2 separate regions of the Homo sapiens genome follow, and region 1 is linked to region 2. A link is an interaction called in ENCODE POLR2A ChIA-PET data of the cell type or tissue named here. Cell type or tissue: A673. All regions are shown on one strand. Links, peaks and the distances in the headings refer to the core of each region. The heading gives the core; the rest is flanking DNA. Region 1 has its middle 45 kb from the start of MDGA1. Region 2 overlaps ZFAND3 (zinc finger AN1-type containing 3).

Region 1 (10,199 bases), core at 2,779-7,778, 84 kb before region 2:
TGATGCCTGGGCACAGGGCTCAGGGAGAGGGGAGTGAGTACAGGGAGATGAGGGATGGAGTTGGTTGGGGTCAGTCTTAGAGAGCTCACATCTCCCTTCGTGAGTGGTCTGGACTTGATACCCTGGTTAGGGTTTGGAGGGTGGATGGGAGGAGGACAAGATGAGAGGCAGAGTCCCTGTGAGATGTCTGAGACTCCAGCTGGGAGAGTGCTCAGTGGGGAGGGTGAGAAGGGGGTAGAAGAAAGAGATATTTAAGAGCTGAACCCCCATGGTTTTGGTGGGGACAGGGTGTGACTCCCACGTTTCTGGATTGAGAGACTGAAAGGGCGGTGGTGCTGGTTGAAGGCTTGGGGATTGCAGAAGGATAATCTAATTTGCAGAGGAAGAGTCTGACAAATTGATACAGACAAATTGAATTTGAGTTTCCAGCAGGACAGCCGAGTGGAAGTGTCTGGTACGCAAGGGGAACTGCTGTCTGGCGTCCTTGGAGAAAGATCAGAACAAGGGGTAGGGAATTATTTGGGTGTTGTCTGCTTGATGGTAATAAAAGACTTGAAGACAAGAGGATCAAAGAGATCACACAAGGGGGCATTGGTGCGGGAACTGAACTCTGCTGAGGATAGAGTCTCAGGGGGCTGCCTGCATTTAAGGGGAGGACAGAGCAAGGAGCTAGTAGGGAAGAGCCATCAAAGAGGCATGAGGAGAAGTAAATGAGTTCAGGCCGGGCAGGGTGGCTCACGCCTGTAATCCCAGGGCTTTGGGAGGCCCAGACGGGCGGATCACCTGAGGTCAGGAGTTCGAGACCAGCCTGACCAACATGGTGAAACCCCATCTCCACTAAAAACACAAAATTAGCCAGGCCTGGTGGCACATGCCTGTAATCTCAGCTACTTGGGAGGCTGAGGCTGGAGAATTGCTTGAATCTGAGAGGCAGGGATTGCAGTGAGCCAAGATCGCACCATTGCACTCCATTCTGGGCAACAAAAGTGAAACTTCATCTCAAAGACAAAAAAAAAAAAAAAAAAAAAAGAAGAAGGAGAAGAAGTGAATGCGTTCGTGTCCACAAAGTGGAAGGGGTCAGGTTTTAACAAGGAAGAAGATGGATACAAAATGCCAATGCTGTGCAAAGGGAGTGGGCAAACCCAGCTCCTTGCCCATGAAAAGTGTGGCTTACCCAGGGTCGGGGAGACACTGGCTCCCGTGCCTAATCTCTCAAGCTTATTTGTCTGTACTCCCTGCAAATTGGCCATGGGAGCTCCCCGAGCACAGAAAACAGCTTGATTCATTTAAAATAAAGGCCATTTTAAAATTCTTTTGTGGAGTTTAAGTTATTTTTTTAAATGCAGCTAGTCATACAGTCTCACCTATTTGACAGAGAAGTGTTTCTAAATTAACTTCTTATTATTTCTCACCCTGACAAAAGCTTCTCTGTAACAGGTGTTCCTTGATGATGTGTGCACAGGACAGCTCATTTGCAAGCCAGGGGTGTGAGTCCACGTGTGTGCATACATGCATGCACACACACATGCACACGAACACTTTCACACATGGCATTCCCATGCTCAGGGGTCAGGGCCCTAGCAGGCCAGTTGCAGAAACTGATGGACAATAACACATCACCGCATGATCATGCTTGTCTTGGTATAGATCACTGCTTAACTCATTGTGTTCCAACCAGGTTGTGGGCTCCATGTGGGCAGGGGCAACAGCTTCCATCATCTCTTTCTTACCTCCCTAATTACCCAGCAGTGTACCTGGGAGCAAATACGACACAGCACCTCTAGCACTCCAGCACAAAGAGGTACCCAAGGGACTGCCCAGATTTCGCAACTTAATGCCATGATGCCCCCATCTGAGAGAACTGAAACTGGTCCTCCAGTGTCCCTGATTACCAGCCCATCCCTCATCCCTCAGTTCTTCAAGCCAATGAAGGAGAGCTAGAGATAAAGGAATGTACATCATGAGCCAAATGGGACACGCTGGGGGCCATAGCTCAGCTGTGAGGATGCAGCATCCTCTGTGATCATTCCCTTGGTCCCCCATCACAGCTCCACAGGTCAGCTCCACTGCAGACCTCAGCATGCAGGATCTCATTAAATCCCTGCAACAACCCACAGGCACAGGAAATGTTAATAACAATCACTCCAGCCTTGCCTCTCTATACCCCCAAGACTTATCTGAGCAACTCCTGCACCAGCACCTGGAGATTCTTGCACATGCCTGTGTAGGATTGTTCTCTGGGTGGCCTTGGACCAGCCAGTTCTCTCCCCTTTCTTCCTCACAGTTCTCAGAAATAACTGCAGAATGTGCTGAGAATGCAGCATCCTGAGAAAAGGAGGGACTAGCTAGACCAGCTGGGTCCCTCTTAAAAACAGGATGCCCATCTTTGCTTAGCCGGGCGATTGCTACATCCTCCAGGATATAAAACCCAGGGCAGGCTGCTTTCTGGAATCTCAGCTATGGTGCAAGTGCAGCATACACAAACAAGACTCCATCCACCCAGGATAGCTTTCCTGGGTCTTGGGGGACCAGCTCATCATGGGTCCTGGGCTTCTGTTGCCCCTGCTGCCTATCTGTAAGTAATAAATCTGCCTCATGTAACTTGTGCGTGTGAGTGCTTTGTCTCACCAGACTTGGGCAAGTAACCAGTACACAGGATATCTGCTGCACACCCTGGCTGTCTTTCACTTTTCCTCTAGACCCTACAGATTTAAACAAGCAAGCAAACTAACACTCCCCCACTGCTTTAATAATCATAACAAATACCTTTGGAGTGTCTGTGTGCCTTATGATCTGAGCATGCAGGATCTCATCAAATCCTTGCTAACAGTCTTATGAGGCAGAGGCTCTTACTACCTGCATCTCATTTTACAGGTGAAATGATATGATGTCTGGGACTGGTTTTAAAATACTTGAATAACAAAAAGGACAAGAATGGAGGGCGAGATAGATAAAACAACATTAAAACAATGTGGATAACTTGAAACTGGTTGTTGAATTCATAGGAGTTTATTATTGCATTTCTCTTTTTATTTAAATTTTCCATAATTAAAAATAAAATTTTAGGCTGGGCGCAGCAGCTCATGCCTGTAATCCCAGCACTTTGGAAAGCTGACGCAGGAGAATCTCTTGAGCTCAGGAGTTCCAGACCAGCCTGGGTAGCATAGTGAGACCTCGTCTCTACAAAGTAAAATAAAATTAGCCAGGTGTGTCGGTGCATGTAGTGGCGTGCACTTGTAGTCTCAGCTACTTGGGAGGCTGAGGCGGGAGGATCGCTTGAGCCCAGGAGGTTGAAACTGCAGTGAGCTATGATCACACCACTGCACTCCAGCCTGGTTGTCAGAGTGAGACCCTATCTCAAAAAAAAGGGGGGCGGGGGGAAATAAAATTGTAAAAGCGAAGCAGTACTGCTACATAGTATGTGCTCATTAAGTGTTTATTATTATTGCATAAAGATTAAATAAGGCCAGACACAGTGGCTCATGCCTATAATACCAGCACGGTGTTTGAGACCAGCCTGGCTAACATGGCAAAGCCCCATCTCTATTAAAACTACAAAATAATTAGCCGGGCATGGTGGCGCATGCCTGTAATCCCAGCTATTCTGGAGGCTAAGGCATGAGAATCACTTGATCCCGGGAGGTAGAGGCTGCACTGAGCCGAGATCACACCACTGCACTCCCAGCCTAGGTGACAGAGTGAGAAGCTCTCTAAAAAAAAAAAAAAAAAAAAAAAAAAAAAGGGTGGGGGGGAAATGAGATAACGTATATGAAGAACTAGTACAGTTCCTCTACTCCATAAAAGGTGGGAATGATGCTATTTTGCTATTACTATTATTATTATTACTAACTAGAGCTGGACCCTCCTTTTGGCCCTATTACTCTGCCCCTTTATCAACTGCCCTTTCCTCCTGCTCCAGGACAAGCCTCCTGTCCTGGTCTCTACCTGCTGGCTTCATCCCAGAGGGACCCCCCAGCACCTCCACCTGTCTGCCTTGTGTTCCTGGGAACCCCGTGTAGCCAGTGCACAGTAGGTAGAAACAGTATCCATCCTCTCCCCATTCAGCAAACATTTTTGGAGCCAGCCAGACATGGGAACCGTGGTGTTCCCTGGCTCCGACAGTGGGGTTGGGACTCCCCTGCTGGTCCCGACAGTCCCAGACGCCCACAGCAGAGGGCGGCCTCCTTGGGCTCTAATTTTAACCCCGAGGAAGGTGCCAATCGTTCATTTTCAAAGCTGTTTCAAAGTGACTCTGATAAGCAAATTGCTGGCAGCCCTGGCGGGTGATTATTCCTGCATTAATCAGGGGGAAATTATGCCAGTTACTGATTAACTAATTACAGCAATCAGATCGGCTGGGAGAACAGTGCAGTGGGAGGAGGACAAGGTAAACACAACCTGGGAAAGGTGAAGGAGGCAATTTGGTTGTGAACAGAGGACAGAGGCCGGAGCCCCCTTCCTGCCTCCTCTTGCCCAAACCACCCCAGCCCAGCTGGGGGACCCCTGAGGCCAAGCTGGCTGTCCAGTCTGTTGGGGCAGGCAGGGCTCATCCTCTGGGAATTAGTGTCCAGTGTGACAGGAGGAGCTGTCCTCTCCCAGCCTTTGCTGGGTTTCCCATCTGCCAGAGGACACAGGTGCTGGCCTTCAGGAGGCCCCTTTTTGGCAGAGGAGGCCGAGGTTCCTACATCCACACCACCCCCGTCCATCTGAGGGGGCACCCTGGAGGAACAGTTACGGCTTGGCTATTAAGACACAATCTCAGCTGGGTGCAGTGGCTCACTTTGGGAGGCCGAGGCGGGCAGATCACCTGAGGTCAGGACTTCAAGACCAGCCTGGCCAACATGGTGAAACCCTGTCTCTAATAAAAATACAAAAAAAGTAGCTGGGCATGGTGGCGCATGCCTGTAGTCCCAGCTACTCAGGAGGCTGAGGCACAAGAATCGCTTGAACCCGGGAGGTGGAGGTTGCAGTGAGCCGAGATCGCACTACTACACTCCAGCCTGGGCGACAGAGCGAGACTCAGTCTCAAAAAAAAAAAAAAGACACAATCTCAGAAGCTGGGAAACAAGTGACAAAAGAGGGTGACATGTGGCAGCCAGGGCTTCCAAGCACAGAACCCAAAAGTCACCCAGTTAGCCCAGTTAAGGGTCACCTGCCTCAGGTCACTGGCTCTCCTCTCTCACCCACAAAGACCATGGGAGGGGAGGGGAGGAGATGAACAGATAATTTTCTCCGTACTCCCAGCTGCAGAGCCATGGTCCACCTGAGAGGAGGAAAGGGGATCCTTCCAGAATACTTTATGCTCATTCCCCCAGTCCTGTCTCCCAAATGCCTCTGCTCATGTTTGTTTGGTGGCAGGGGTGTGTGTGACTAAAGTCAGAACCTGGTTGCAGTTTGCTGACTGCCACTTCACCCAGCACAGAAGTTACCACTGAATGAGAAGCTGATTCCGGACACAGCCGATGCCAGAGGACAGCCATTTTTCTCCCCATAGCCTACAATGTATGCGAGGGGGGGTGGGAGGCTTGATGTCCTCTGACTGCACAGGACTCTGGAGAGGAGCTAAGGGGTTCCCAAGAGGCCACTGCTAGCCTGTGTATATAGAGTCCAGTTACACATCTATAGAGCAGGTCTACAGGGTTCCTGCACTCAGACCTGAATCTCCCTCCTCCAGTAAAGTTCCTCTGCATGGAAAACTCTTCTTGAAGGTGTCCCTCTCCCCAAAGTTCAGGATGATTTCTCTCTTCCTGGGGTGGCAGACCCAGTGAATGGGTACCTGAGGATGGGTGAGGGCTGCCCAGCCAGAGGCTGTGGAGCAGGCTGCTGAGGTGGACATCAGCTGACACTGGGGGCTGTGGGGTAAAGGTCTCTCCCCATTTTGGGCACCTGTTCTCTTCAGGGTCCTGAAGAACTGTTTCTGCCCAGTGCTCATCCCATCCCAAAAGGATGATGTGACGTCCTGTGTGTAGGTTGTCCCTTCTGATCAATAGGAAGGGAACCGGAGCCAGTACCAGGGACACTGCATAGGCTGTGCCCTCTGGGAGGATGCACGGAGGGTTAGGTCACTTAAGGGCCATCAAACTTCCACCCTCCTCCTTCTTCCCTCGTACCTCCAGTTTCCACATCAGGGCTGGTGGGAGGATGGGCTGGGCCTGGCCTAACATGACCTGGGAACTGGCCGCAGGGCTGGGCAGGGGATGTGGGTGACATGACTCTACCCAACTGGAAGAGGGGTAAAGAGTGCAGGGAAAGAGAAAGATCCCAGCCCCAGGCATCTACTAGGAATCTCTACCATGTATTGAGCGCCTATGGCATGCTGACCTGAACTCCAGTTGATAAGTGAGGAAACTGAGACTTTAGCAAATTAAGTAGTTTACCTAAATGTTATTACTGGAACCCAGGGCTGCTGGCTCTCATCTATAACCACTGCACAATATTGCCGCCCACTCCTGTAAAATGGGGCAATAATGATACCGACCTCACAGGTTGATGTGAAGACAAATGAGACAAATGCTTGCAGAGAGCATCGGGCAGATTCATTGAACATCTACTATATAACAGGTGCTATCATGAGTGCCCAAGGAGAGGAACAAATGAGTGGCAGTCCCTGTCCTGGAGGAGCCCCTGGTCTAGTGCGGAAAGTGGATGCAGAAGAAATAAACCACCGGACCGCACAGTGCGTGCTCAGAAAGAGTGCCGAAGGGCCGGGGCGGTGGCTCACACCTGTAATCCCGGCACTTTGGGAGGCCAAGGAGGGCAGATCACGAGGTCAGGAGATCGAGAGCATCCTGGCTAACACGGTGAAACCCCGTCTCTATTAAAAATACAAAAAAAAATTAGCCAGGCGTGGTGGCGGGCGCCTGTAGTCCCAGCTACTTGGGAGGCTGAGGCAGGAGAATGGCGTGAACCCGGGAGGTGGAGCTTGCAGTGAGCCGAGATCGAGCCACTGCACTCCAGCCTGGGTGACAGAGTGAGACTGTCTTAAAAAAAAAAAAGTGCTGAAGACAGTAGAGGCGCAGGCAGAGGACTGCCCAGGCAAGGAGGGAAGATTTCTCCCGGGCAACAACTTTCGTGTGGCGTTTGTAAAGACAAAGTGGGGAGCAGGAAGGGCATGTTAGAGACAGGAACCAGACGCAAAGTCACAGAGGCAGGGAGTTTATGGTGAAAAGTGAGGGAATCAGTGTGTCCACATTAAGACTGCGGGGAGGAAGGAGGAAGCTCAAAGGATGACCCAGACAGATCCGAGAGGGCCTTAGGTATAAGGCTAGGAGATTTAGAATTCATGCTAGAATAGTAAGAGCCATGCAAGAGGTTTTTAAGAATATGTTTAAAATGGGGCAAAAAATAAATAATTAAAAAATACGACTATGTTATTGGGGATTTTTAAATTTCAGAAGTAATACAAATAATACTCTTTTCTTCTCTCTCTCTCTCTCGTTTTTTTTTTTTTTTTTTTTTTTTTTTAGAGACAGGATCTCACTATGTTGCTCAGGCTGGTCTCAAACTCTTGGACTCAGGTAATCCTCCTGCCTCAGCCTCTTATTTTTATTTTTTTTTTTTGAGACGGAGTCTCACTCTGTCGCCAGGCTGGAGTGCAGTGGTGCTATCTCGGTTCACTGCAACCTCTGCCTCCAGGGTTCAAGCAATTCTCCTGCCTCAGCCTCCCGAGTAGCTGGGACTACAGGTGCGCACAACCACGCCCAGCTAATTTTTGTATTTTTAGTAGAGACGGGGTTTCACCATATTGGCCAGGCTGGCCTCGAACTCCTGACCTCATGGGCCGCTCACATCTGCCTCCCAAAGTGCTGGGATTACAGATGTGAGCCACCGTACCCGGCTTGTGGTTAGGTTGTAACTATAGAATTAAGTTCTAGCAAATGAGATATAACGAAAAATAATATAGGAGACTTTGAGGAAGTGACCTTTTAAGAAGAAGGAACATGATACTGTTGGTGCCTTCCTCTTTCCTACCCGCTGGAATGTTAAGGTGATGGCTGAAGCTGAAGCAGCCATCTTGAGCCATGAGGTAACCTTGGGAATGGAGGCCACTCATGGTGGATAGAGGGAACCTGGAGGATTTCTTGGAGTAGAACTACCACACCAGCCCCGAACCACTCACCTCCAGAAGGTTAAAGAAGAGATACATAAGAAATATGTTATCTTGTTTAAACATTTGTTGTTTGGCGGTCTTTTTTTCCTTTTATTCACAGCTGACCCTAATCTTAATATGACTCTCGCCACGTTTGTGCTTTTCCTTACCTATCCACAAACATATACAGGCCTGACACCACACCTGGCTAATTTTTTGTATTTTTAGTAGAGGCGGGGTTTCACTGTGTTAACCAGGATGGTCTCAATCTCCTGACCTCATGATCCGCCCGCCTCGGCCTCCCGAAGTCCTGGGATTACAGGCTTGAGCCACCGCGCCCAGCCCAGATTTCTTTAATGGGACCCAAACACACTTACCACTCTGCAACTTGATTTTTTCATGTACAGCCTTGTGAGTCAACAATTAGATATGCCTCCTTTTAAAATTTAATTAATTAATTTTTTTTTTGACAGAGTCTCACGCTGTAACCCAGGCTGAAGTGTAATGGCACAATAATGCCTCATCGCAACCTTGACCTCCCAGGCTCAGGTGATCCTCCTGCCTCAGCCTCCCAAGTAGCTGGGACCATAGGTGCATGCCACCATGCCTGGCTAATGTTTTGTATTTTTTGTGGAGATAAGTTTTCACCATGTTGCCCAGGCTCATCTCCAACTCCTGGGCTCAAGTGATCTACCCACCTCAGCCTCCCGAAGTGCTGGGATTATAGGCATGAGCCACTGCAGCAGACCTACCTCCTTTATAATAGCATCATGATATTCAAAAATTGGACCATAAAAACTTATTCAACCATGCCTCTATCAATGGACATTCAGGCTTCTGGGTTTTTGCTATCACCAGCAATGTGACAATAGATATCAAGTATGCCATTCTTGTGGGCTGGTGGTTTTGTTCTATTTTGTTTTGCTTCTGTTGGATAAATTTTACAAAAATAGGCTGCTGCTTTAAAGAGAATATGCACTTAGGCCATTCTGCCTTGAAGGCAGAATAGGAAGCTCCTTGAGTGACTTCCCAGTCTAGGAAGTGTCTCTTCTCCACTCCTGCCCCAACTCCTCCTCCTCCTCTTCCATCTCCTCTTCCTCATCCTCCTTTCCCCCAGAGGATATAAGCACTTTGACCCGACAGGTGGAGAGAAGACTTTGGCCACCTCTGAGAGAGGAGGCCACTGAAACTCACTCAGAGGCACAAGCTTTGGAAGTAGGTCATTTCCCCAAAGCAAACCCTGATGGTGAATGGGCCCTGGTCCCCTGCAGAGGCATAGGAAAGAGAGTTCAGAAAGGGATGCTGGGGGGCCAAAGACAGAACCTTAAGCAAAAACCCAGAGGGCCAAAGCTGAGATTCCTGGTATCGCTTGCTGCACAAACTCAGGCTCACTTCTCTTAACCCAGGAGTTCTTAGCTGTGAAAGGGGCTAACATCCCCTGGACCTTTTGCTCAGAATGGGCCTGGTCCAGGTCTTGCTTTTTTTTTTTTTTTTTTTTTTTTTGAGATGGAGTCTCACTCTGTCGCCCAGGCTGGAGTGCAGTGGCATGATCTCGTCTCACTGCAACCCCCGCCTCCCGGGTTCAAGCGATTTTTCTGCCTCAGCCTCCTGAGTAGCTGGGATTACAGGTGCGCACCATCACACCTGGCTAATGTTTGTATTTTTTTTAGTAGAGACGGGGTTTCACTATGTTGGTCAGGCTGGTCTCGAACTCCTGACCTCATGATCTGCCTGCCTTGGTCTCCCAAAGTGCTGGGATTACAAGCGTGAACCACAGCGCCCAGCCTGGTCCAGGTCTTTCTAACCCAGGGCTCCCACACTACTCTCCACCCCTGCCACCTTGTTCTCCTACTGTCCCCTCTACCACATGGCCCAGAAGAGGGGGAACGCTGCCCCTGCTTCAGTTTCCCTCCAATTCAGGTTTGAGGCCATCATCCTCTTCCCTGGGTAGGTAGCAGAAGCACAACTCTGGAGAAAAAGCTGAGCGCATAGTGGAAGAAGCCTCTGGTAGGGCTCTGGCGGGCTGTCAGGGGGCGATTTAGGGCGATTGCTTTCCACCAGGCACATTGTTTCACTGCAGCAAATATTTCCTCAGCGTTGCTACAAGACG
Region 2 (10,199 bases), core at 2,189-7,188:
GTTTCCCTTACTGTATGGGCCACATTCATATTTTGTTCACTGAGTAAACTTAGAATATATTTAACAGATATTTGAATGCCTGTGATATAATGGTGGGCAAGGAGGTGCTGGCCCCATACTCTGGGGCAGGGGGCACAGGGAAGTAAACTGACAGTTGCAATACGTTGTACAGGTGCTCTAGGGGAGGGGCACCTACCCTAGCTGGGGTGGAGGTAGAGGAAAGTAGCCTGGAGAAAGTGACACTTTAGCCTAGACCCACAGGAAGGGTAGAAGTAGAGTATGGAAACAAATATTCCTTTCAGGCAGTGGGACTAACATGGGTGAAGGCCGGGATGTGAGTGAGAGCACTACTCATTTGAGGAACAGGTTTGTTGGGTCTGTTGATAGATTGTGAAGGGGGATCACAATCTAGAGATAAGGGGGTCTGTTGGTAGATTGTGAAGGGTGATCACAATCTAGAGATAAGGCTGGGGAATTGAGAGGAATTGGTGATCCAGGGCCCTCATAGCATTGTAATGCTGAGGACTTTGGACTTTTATCCTGAGTGCAGTGAGGAGCTACTCAAGAACTTTGATCAGGGAGTGATGTATATCTTTAATGTGAAAGACTATTGGTGGTTCTTGAGAATGGCTTGGGTGTGTGGGTATGACTCTGTGTGTCTGTATGAATGTGATATACGTGTTTCCGTGGAACGTTGCCAAGTCCAGATTTGCCCTGTGGTGGCGTGAACCAGTGTAATGCCTGGGGAGAATAGAGCGAAGTACATAGAAGTGAAAGCCATTCAGGAGGTATCTTTTGCCTTTTCCCTTCATGAAAATGAAGGTGAATATGTTTTAAAAATTTTATGCAGCTTTGCACTCCTTGGAAGCTCTAGGTCTAAAGTCAGCTAGCCAGGGCGCACACCCAGCCCTTTGCTGAGGAGCCTCTCAGCAGAATGTTTTGGCTCCGGCAGACTAACGGCAGTTCCTTTAGGATTGCTGCTCTTTCGAGTGACTTAGGCTGCAGGACTTGCTGCCCAGCATTGCCCAGTCAGGACACTAATCAGTGTGGCTCGGTTGAATAGGAGAGCTTTAACTGCATTCTCTTGTGAGAATGCAGTTGAAGAATGCCAAGAGGAGTGTACAATTCAAATGCGTTAGTGCTTGTAACACGTGGTTCCAGTTCTCTCCCTCTTGGCTTGTATGGTATAAATTGTGTACAGGTAATTAAGTTATTTTATAGAGGCCATCTCCACTGGGAAACTTTGCTGCCATGGAAATTGTTGAATATTAACCAGTTGATGATAAAGTTGCAAGTTGTTTGTATTATATATGTATTTTTTTGTATTTTTTTTTGGGGGGGGGTAGGAAGTTTTGCTCTCATTACTCAGGCTGGAGTGCAATGGCGCAAGCTTGGCTCACCGCAACCTCTGCCTCCTGGGTTCAAGTGATTCTCCTGCCCCAGCCTCCTGAGTAGCTGGGATTACAGGCACGTGCCACCACACCCAGCTAATTTTTTATTTTTAGTAGAGACGTGGGAGACTGTTATCGAACTCCCGACCTCAGGTGATCCTCCCGCCTCGGCTTCCCAAAGTGCTGGGATTACCGGCGTGAGCCACCGCGCCTGGCCGGTATATATTAACGTCATATTTTTAGGATTAAAACAAATTTTTCTTGGAGACATGGACTTAAAACTTTAAGTGAAATATGAACATTTTCTTGGCTCATTTTAGGCATTTAGTACTCAGGCAAAAAACGTATTTGTTGATAATTGTTGTATCTGAAATGAAATAGTCAATTAGTACACTTTCTTTAGATGAAATATACACATACACGAAAACACTTTTAAACTATACAGATATAAGTGGTATTAGTTGAAGCTGTATTTTAAATTATTTAGACATTTAAAAAGTGCTGAGGTGTGTAGATTCTTCACAAATGTGAAGACCTAGAATATTACAGAAAAGATAGGAAGAAAAATAAGTATAAGAATATAGTATGTGTATTATAGGATAATAGGGTAATTAGGATGGAAGATGGAATTGTTTTCTAATTCTATTTAAGTACAGAAATATAATTACTATTGATATTTTGCTTTTACAATTGGAGATAATCTCGTGATGACATATGGAAACCTTGGGAATTACTATTTTGTAAATAAGCTTAAAGCGTACTAGACATAAATGTTCAGTCTGGTATTTAGAGAATAATGGAATAGTTAAATATGGGGCTTATTAGGTAAATTATTCATTGTTTTGATTTTAAAAAAGAAGCTCTTCTAACAAGTCATGACAAAGCAAATATCATATGGGTTCATTTTCTTTAGGGAAATAGATTTTGTTAGTATTTCATTTTTATAATCATTGCTGTTGAAGCATTTTGCCTACAAACTAAATTGGCTGGATAAAAGATGTACTTTAAGATAGGGATGGGTAGAGATAAGGATAGGGGTAATCTCCTAAAATAAATTTCATTTCTGAAATCGGTAATAATAGAAAGTTGATTGAAAACATAACATGATTTGTTTTATTCCACTTTATTTTTGGCAATCATAAGATACTGACTAGTTTAGAATCAATGTATATATTTTTTCCCTCTGAGCCCAGGCTTAGTGAATTGCTGTCAAACATCACCTTTGTTACTGTCACTGTGTAGATCATCTAGCTAGTGTGCTTGGCTCCTCATAGTGTGTGGACTTCACACTCATTTTGCCTCTTCAGTCTCAGTCTCCCAATTGTAACATGTTGCCACACTTTAACCAGCTTAACTTGGGCTTTCAAGATCATGTGAACACAGTATGAATTACTAATCAGTAGAATGTTCGTTCCATTGATGTCACTACTTATCCCTTGATTATAAAACCCCCTTAAACATTCTATTAAAAAACAAAATGCTTGCTTGTGGAGTTTTACTTTGCATCTTTGAGTATTGTGTGCATCTGAAGATAAAACATGATTTAAATTAAGTATTCACTGTCGGTTCATTTATCTGCTTGCCCTATTTTCCTCATTACATTTGGGGGATTCAGAAAATAGGAAACTCGTCCCTTTGATGTGATGGAACACAGGGAAATAATTTTTTTTTTTAATTTAAAGAAACATAGTCTTCTTTCTATTGGTTTGAGGCAATAGCTTTTTAGAGTTAGGTCCAGTTAGCATATGGCTCTTTTGGTTTTATCATCTTCTCTTCTCCATTTACCGTCTCCCACTCTTCCAAAATAGAAGAGAATTCTAAACTTTAAATCATACTGAAAAGTTTTGACTAAAAATCTCTTTATAATCCTTAATGGTATCAAAATTAACATTAGTTTTCACAAATTAACCTTTCCTTGCTCTAAAAATCAGAGAACTAAGAAGGCTTTGAAAAGAATAAAGTCCTTAAAAAGAAACCAAGAACAGTATATAAAAGATTATTTATTTAGAACAGAATACTTAGAGGGTGAGAACTAATATCATTTGGATTTTTTATTAGGTCATAGGGAGGTTCTGTCCATGCAAAGTGATGTAGTATTTTGAATTCTTGCAATAATCACAGATTAAAATTGAGGTTAAATATTGTTGTTTTCTTTTTCACCCAGGCCTGGGACTGGCAGGCTGCATGGCTTTGTGGCTGAGGCTGGAAGCAGAGCCTATCAAAGTCCCCTCTCTTGCAAAAAAAAAAGAAATTCTTTTCTGTTTTTGAAGAAAGGTTAAGGTTGATATCTCAGCAAAGCTACTTGAAGGAAGTGATTGGTCTTGACCCAGCACTTGTAATGCAGTACTTACAAAATCATCCAGATTCTGGCTTTTTGGATTTCGTGGGACTTTGTGTCAGAGTGGTTTTCAAAAGAGGGCCTTCATTCCAACTGTGTGGATGACACTGATGTTACTCAATTTTTCTAGGGTTTCTGAGGAACAGCGATCCTGCTCTGGGCTGGGTCCCTGTGTAACAAGATTACATTGCTGAGTGAGATATTTAAACATAAGACATTTCCTGTAAGTGTCATATGCAGAAAAGGAGGTTAAGGAACTTTATTTACAGTGTCTTGGCTGGATGCTGTGGCTGGCGGCTGTAAACCCAGCACTTTGCGAGGCCAAGGCGTGAGGATCACTTGAGGTCAGGAGTTTGAGACCAGCCTGAACAACATGGTGAAACTCCGTCTGTACCAAAAATAAAAAAATTAACTGAGGTGGTGGCATGCTCCTGTAGTCTCAGCTACTTGGGAGGCTGAGGCAGTAGATTCGCTTGAATCCAGGAGGCAGAGATTGTAGTGAGCTGAGATTGTGCCACTGTACTCCAGTCTGGGCAACACAGTGAGACTCCATCTCAAAAAAAAAAAAAAAGTGTCTAATAATCAGAATCTAAAACTGTATCCTAGAATGGCACTGCCCAGTATGGTGGCCATTAGCTGTAAGTAATAATTTAAATTCAGATTAAAGTTAAAAATGTGGTTTCTCAGTCACAGTAGCTACTTTTAAGTACTCACTAGCTCAGTAACTAGTGATTACCCTATTGAGGAACACAGATATACAACATTTTCATCCTTCAAGAAAGTTATGTTGGACAGTGCTGTTCTAGAATGTTGACTGATGGGCAGCCAGAATTTTCAAGCCTGTTTTCTTGTGGGCTCTCTAGATCCCTTTTTTTCTTACATTCTGAACATGAGGGACTTAGCTAATTTAGCTCTAAATTTCTTTCCGGCCCTAACATAGTTTATTTCCACTGGGAGAAGCAATGCTATTGTTAATCCAGATTACTGGGATGTGTTCCTTTGGTCAGGAATGGGAATTAACATTTCAGTAATGGGAATTATAATGTAGTCTGTAATTTGAACCTTTTTTGAAGTGTTACTTTTGAGTCAGACATTTTAGCTCTTTTAGCACTGTTAAACTGGCAACCTCAGCGGCTTGTACAGGGAGGTATTGGTCTAACAATCAGTTTCTTTTTGGTTCAAAGAATTTTTGAAGCTACTCACCTTTTTGAAAGTTGATAGGTTGTAGATAGGCTCTAGTTAGCTTTTATGACTTTTGTGGAGGAAAAATATTTGTTTTCACAAATGTAAATCTCATGGCAGCTTTTTATATGTGATTAGGGATAAGTGCATTGGATTTTCTGGTAAATTCAGGTTACCATATATAGAGAAAGGTGGGGTATATTGGAATTTCCAGCAGTAGTGGACAAAACCAAACTGATCTGTGATGCACCCAGGCTAATAGAAATAAGTGAATGAAAATGCATGTCATCCATGAGGCTGAGGGACAGAGCTGCAACAGTGCCAGGCACCTGAAGTTTTGGCTACAGCTATTAACTCGAGGGATGATGTACTAGCTAACTACATCTGTTCATTTAGCTGTACCAGATGTCCCATATCATAGGCAAGTTCGAATTTATTAGGGCAGAAGAATGTCCTGGGAGAGGTCATTGATGCCACTTGCTACCGCTCTGGCCTTGGATGGAAGAGGAGGGCCAAGCCACACCAGAGCATTTTGTTTCCAGGTTGTGGATAAGCTCTAGTTAGCTTTATTGATACTTTAGTCATTACCTGGCAGAGTGAGGTTGGTGATGTACTTAGGACCTTTTTGGGAGTGTCTTTTCTCATTTATTTCTGCTGAAGTAGAGTGGTGTGGAGGAACAGCTGTTGATGTATCTGCTTCTTGGACTCTTACACACTGATAAGTTGAAGTGCAGTTGCATAAAATAATCACACTCACAGCCACACTTCCTGGAAGGAGAAACATTCTGACCGTTCAAGAATATCACAAACACTCTTCCTGTAGTCAGCTTCTTTGTCCAGGCACTTGGTTTTATTCATTTATTTTTTACAAGAAAGTAAAAAAAAATTTCTGTGGCTTATGGTACCTAACTGGAAGAGTGGAGGCAGGAAGTTGAGGAACACAGAGTGGGTGGTGGGCTTTGCTGTCAGTTCTGTGCTTTGAAAGCTTTTATCTATTTCAGATCATAATTTTTTAATGGCAGCCCTTTCTAGGATGCTTTCGGCAGAAAAATGTACTGGCAAAATCGTCTCCTGAAAAGATTTACGATGAGACACATAAAGTACATTGAGTAGTATAGTTATTCTTAAACTAGTCATAAGAGTATTAACTAGCAATAAATAATAAAAAATAAACCAGAGGTAGGAGAAGGTATGGTGATTTCAATGTGAGTTGCTTTTGGATTTATGATTTCTTGGTTTCTGTGCCTAAGGAGGCATGGATGGTATTATTTTCTTTTCTTTTTTTTTTGAGACGGAGTCTCGCTGTGTCGCCCAGGCTGGAGTGCAGTGGCGCCATCTTGGCTCACTGCAACCTCTGCCTCCCGGATTCAAGCCGATTTCTTCTGCCTCAGCCTCCCGAGTAGCTGGGACTACAGGTGCCTGCCACCACACCCGGCTAATTTTTTGTATTTTTAGTAGAGACGGGGTTTCACCGTGTTAGCCAGGATGGTCTCAATCTCCTTACCTCGTGATCCGCCCGCCTCGGCCTCCCAAAGTGCTGGGATTACAGGCATGAGCCACTATGCCCGGCCTGGATGGTATTATTCTTTTTCTTCAGTTGCTGCTGAAATCTAAAAAAACCAGGTTTTTCAAGTCCTTATGTGTTCGTGTGTGAAACTTTGCTTGTACATACAAAATTTTTACATTGTTTAACTTTACTGCATGCAGTTTAGTTTGCCTTTTCCTTTTAATATAACTTAAAGGTATTCTCTTACGAAGTGGAGAACTGTTCTGTGGACTGATCAGCAGTGGGTTTGAGCCTGTAAATCGCCACTGCACTCCAGCCTGGGTAACATAATGAGGCTTTGTTGCTTTAAAAAAAAAAAAAGTGGAGGATGCCAGACTTGGTGGCTCATGCCTGTAATCCCAGCACTTTGGGTGGCTGAGGTGGGCAGATCACCTGAGGTCAGGAGTTCGAGACCAGCCTGGACAACATGGTAAAACCCCATCTCTACTGAAAATACAGAAATTAGCTGGGCTTAATGGCCTGCGCCTGTAATCCCAGCTACTCGGGAAGCTGAAGCAGGCGAATCACTTGAATCAGGAGGTGGAGGTTGCAGTGAGCCAAGATTGCACTACTGCACTCCAGCCTGGGCAATAGAGTGAGACTCCGGCTCGAAAAATGAAATGAAATAAAATAAAATAAATGGAGAAGTGTTTTTGTATATTGACCCACAAAAATACTTGCATGTAGAAACTTTTAATTTTTTTTATTGATTTGGGAGGACATGTTCATGTAGTCTCTGAGGCCTGAGTTCCCTGTTTCTGTGGATCAGTCACTGTTAACTAGCTCACCCTGTTCCCCCAACCTCACCCATGCTGTAGCACTTCCAATATGTGCTTAAAACCGTGCATTTTATTTGTAAGGCTGATGATCTTCTTCAGGGAATATTGAGCAGGATCTATTAAGGAACAGTTGCTTTGACTTAAATGAAAAAGTCTTTGCAACTGACAGATAAAATCTTGAGTGAAAATGTGTGGAGTACTGCACTCTTGTATAGTAGGATCTCTTTAGGGGATCTCAAAAATCCTGATCTGTGGAAGTGTATGTCCCTACAAACTGCATTTTCTTACCCTTGGTTTTAAACTTTCTAGGATTATATATTCTAATATGATAGTTGAAAGCCACCAAATTTACCTAAATAGTTTTCATTCTAAATAAATTAGATTTTTACATTGTGTGTGTTTTTGGTTGGAGTTAGGGACAGGAAGAGTAGACTGTTGGTTTTGTGTTTAAAGTTGCGGTGCAGAAAAGTCATTGGACAGAGATCTGTGTAATTTGGAGGTGAGTTGGAAGGGAAAGGACACAGAAGGTGGTCAAAGGGGAAGACTGGGGCAAGGGGGATGAGGATGGGGACACACAGAGGAAAGTAGAATGGTGGGATTATAATTGGGAATGAAGTTGCTTTGTGGCCACCATCGTTTAGTCAAACTGTGAGAGGTGGTCTCATCTGTAAGGCTAGAGTAATTAATGTGAAAAGGTGGTGGTTAGGGTGAATGAGATGTTCTGTCTTTTCTTGAAGTGTGGTATGTGAGTCCCCTGGGACCTTACAGGAAAGTGCTAATGATCACAGGATGACAGCTGAGATACAGATTCCAAACTAAAGTTTAGTGGAAATAGCAGCAGCTTTCAGCAAAATTGGTGTTCCATCATTTTAGAAACCCACGGGCTCTTCTGCTAAGACCATAGATACCTTCTTAGCCAGTTAAAGAAAAATGCTTCATGGTTTCTCTTTGCAGCAGGCCATGGAGACTCAACCTACCTTTCTTTTATTGATATTGCCACAACCTATTAATTCCATTCCTTGGGATTGATTTTTCTTCTCTCCTCTTTCCCCCATGCCTGGTGGGGAATTCAACAGTCTTGCCCATCGTCTGTTTAACTTGCTCTTCTTAGAAAAACAACTCACACAAGCCCTTCTTTTTTAAAAGATTTTACAGTGAATACATATGGGGAAGTTACATTAGATCTTAAAGAATTTAACAGTAGTATTTCCTGGGGAATGGGACCTTTTCTTATTTGCTGAGAGGCTGATGAAGGGCCCCCTTTCTCGTCTATCCCAAACTCCTCCAAAACTCCGAAGATGAAGGGCATACTGATCTCTTATCTCCAGAAAACCAGCTGAACCAAGTGGCTAGGCATGGGTTTTGGAATCAAAGATCTGGATTGGAATCAAAGACGTGAGTTTACCTCTGTGTCTCTTTATCTTTAAAAAAATAGTATCTTAGAGTTGGCTTTGAGATTTAATGAGCTCTGATGCCTCTCAAGCCCTTGCCACAGAGCCTGGTCATGGTAATTACATTTATTAAAGGCCAGCTTCCCAACTTGAAAGAAGGAGCACTGATGGCAGATTAGTAAATACAGAACTATCTTACCTCATATGGGAAATTTGCATTTATAGTGATCTCCAGACTGATGCCACCTTATTAATTGGTGAAGTTTCTGACCAGCTTTTGGCCCCTTTGGCCATTTTCCAGAGCCAGTCCTTTTTCCAGCAAGTGTTAAGCACTCTATTGTGTGTCTTGAGCTATGCTAGGCAAGAGATACCTTGGTCTGGCTTCTGCCCTGAGAAAGCTCACGGTCTAGAAGGGGAGATGGATCAATAAACTGACAAAACAGTGTTCGAGAAGTGCTCTGGGAGATCACTGAGTATTGTGAGAACTCTAATGGGCAGCTTACCTAGATGGGAACTGAGGGCGGCCAGGAGAGCTTCTCATGAGTTAGGTTTGAGCTAGATATGAAAGACGAGCAGAAGTTAACCACATGAAGATGGTAAGGAGGGGATTTCTGGGCAGAGGGAACAGCATGTACAGAGAGGCACAGAGGAATGGGAAAGTGTGCTGAATTAAGAGAGGTGCAAACACAAGTCCATATGTTAGCTGCAGTGTATGGCAGGAGGCAAGACAAACCTGGGGAGATGAGCAGGGGCCAGTTATGAAGATACTTCATTGCTGCACTGTTGAACTTAAGGATCAGGAAGCAACTGGGAAGCATTTAAAGATTTTAAGCATGGATAACAGATGATATTTATAATATGTTTCAAAAAAGTTAATGTGGAGGATGCATTGGAGTGTATAGGCAGAGAGACCAGTTAGAGCAATTAAACCTTTTTGGACCATGGATCCCTTTGGCAATCTGGTGAAGTCGTGGACCCCTTCTGAGAATAATGCATAAAACAAAACACTTGTAATTACAAAGGAAACCGGTTAGCCTGTGGACCATGGGAGCCTGTGGACCCTAGATAAAGTAACCCTGGGAGAAGGCAGCAGTAGGGGGCTGAAAATAATTGTAGGCTGGCAGTGGGGAGTGAAGAGGGGGCTTAAGTTTAAGAGCAGCGACAGATTGGATGGTGGGGAGTGGTGGTAAAGGAGAAGAGAGGCAGCAGGGTCTGACATGGACTGCAGGATGGAAGATGATGTCAGGTCACTTGCGGTGGGTGTAGAAGTTCTTTCACTTACAAACTCTAGATATGAAAGGTCATTTGTGAATTCATCTATTCCTAAATCCAAAGTGAAATTGGAGAAGCAACTAGTAGTGCCCTCTGTCAGTGGTATGCATTGTTTTGTACAGTAGGAAAAAGTTCATGCTTTGGAAGTTCTTAAGTTGAAGTGATTCAGTGAATTTGTACTAGAAGATGGTAATGGGTGGTGAGAGAGATGATTAGTTTTAGACAGGTTAAGTTTACTTACTGGTGAATTATAGACAGCTTATAAGACAGTTTCTTGCTTTGCTTTGCTTTTCTCTTCCC

Evidence for each region. ChIA-PET counts read pairs that join two places held together with the same protein. Peaks named below come from ENCODE experiments on the same cell type or tissue, not always from the same donor. Only the 100,000 strongest peaks of a DNase experiment are listed, where the experiment ranks them.
Region 1: POLR2A ChIA-PET joins it to region 2 with 5 read pairs; 2 of 35 experiments call an interaction of 5 or more read pairs at or near these places.

Annotation. Positions count from the first base shown.
Region 1 is chr6:37,737,991-37,748,189 of GRCh38, forward strand. No RefSeq gene overlaps it. Among named protein-coding and RNA genes, the nearest start is that of MDGA1, 45 kb to the left of the region's middle. In A673, for the core only: a CTCF peak has its summit at 4,156 (motif pointing right); no DNase peak of the experiment used is centred there.
Region 2 is chr6:37,822,468-37,832,666 of GRCh38, forward strand. All of the region lies in intron 1 of ZFAND3 (zinc finger AN1-type containing 3), which reads left to right. Among named protein-coding and RNA genes, the nearest start is that of ZFAND3, 7.8 kb to the left of the region's middle. In A673, for the core only: no CTCF peak of the experiment used is centred there; no DNase peak of the experiment used is centred there; H3K27ac peaks cover 1,539 bases.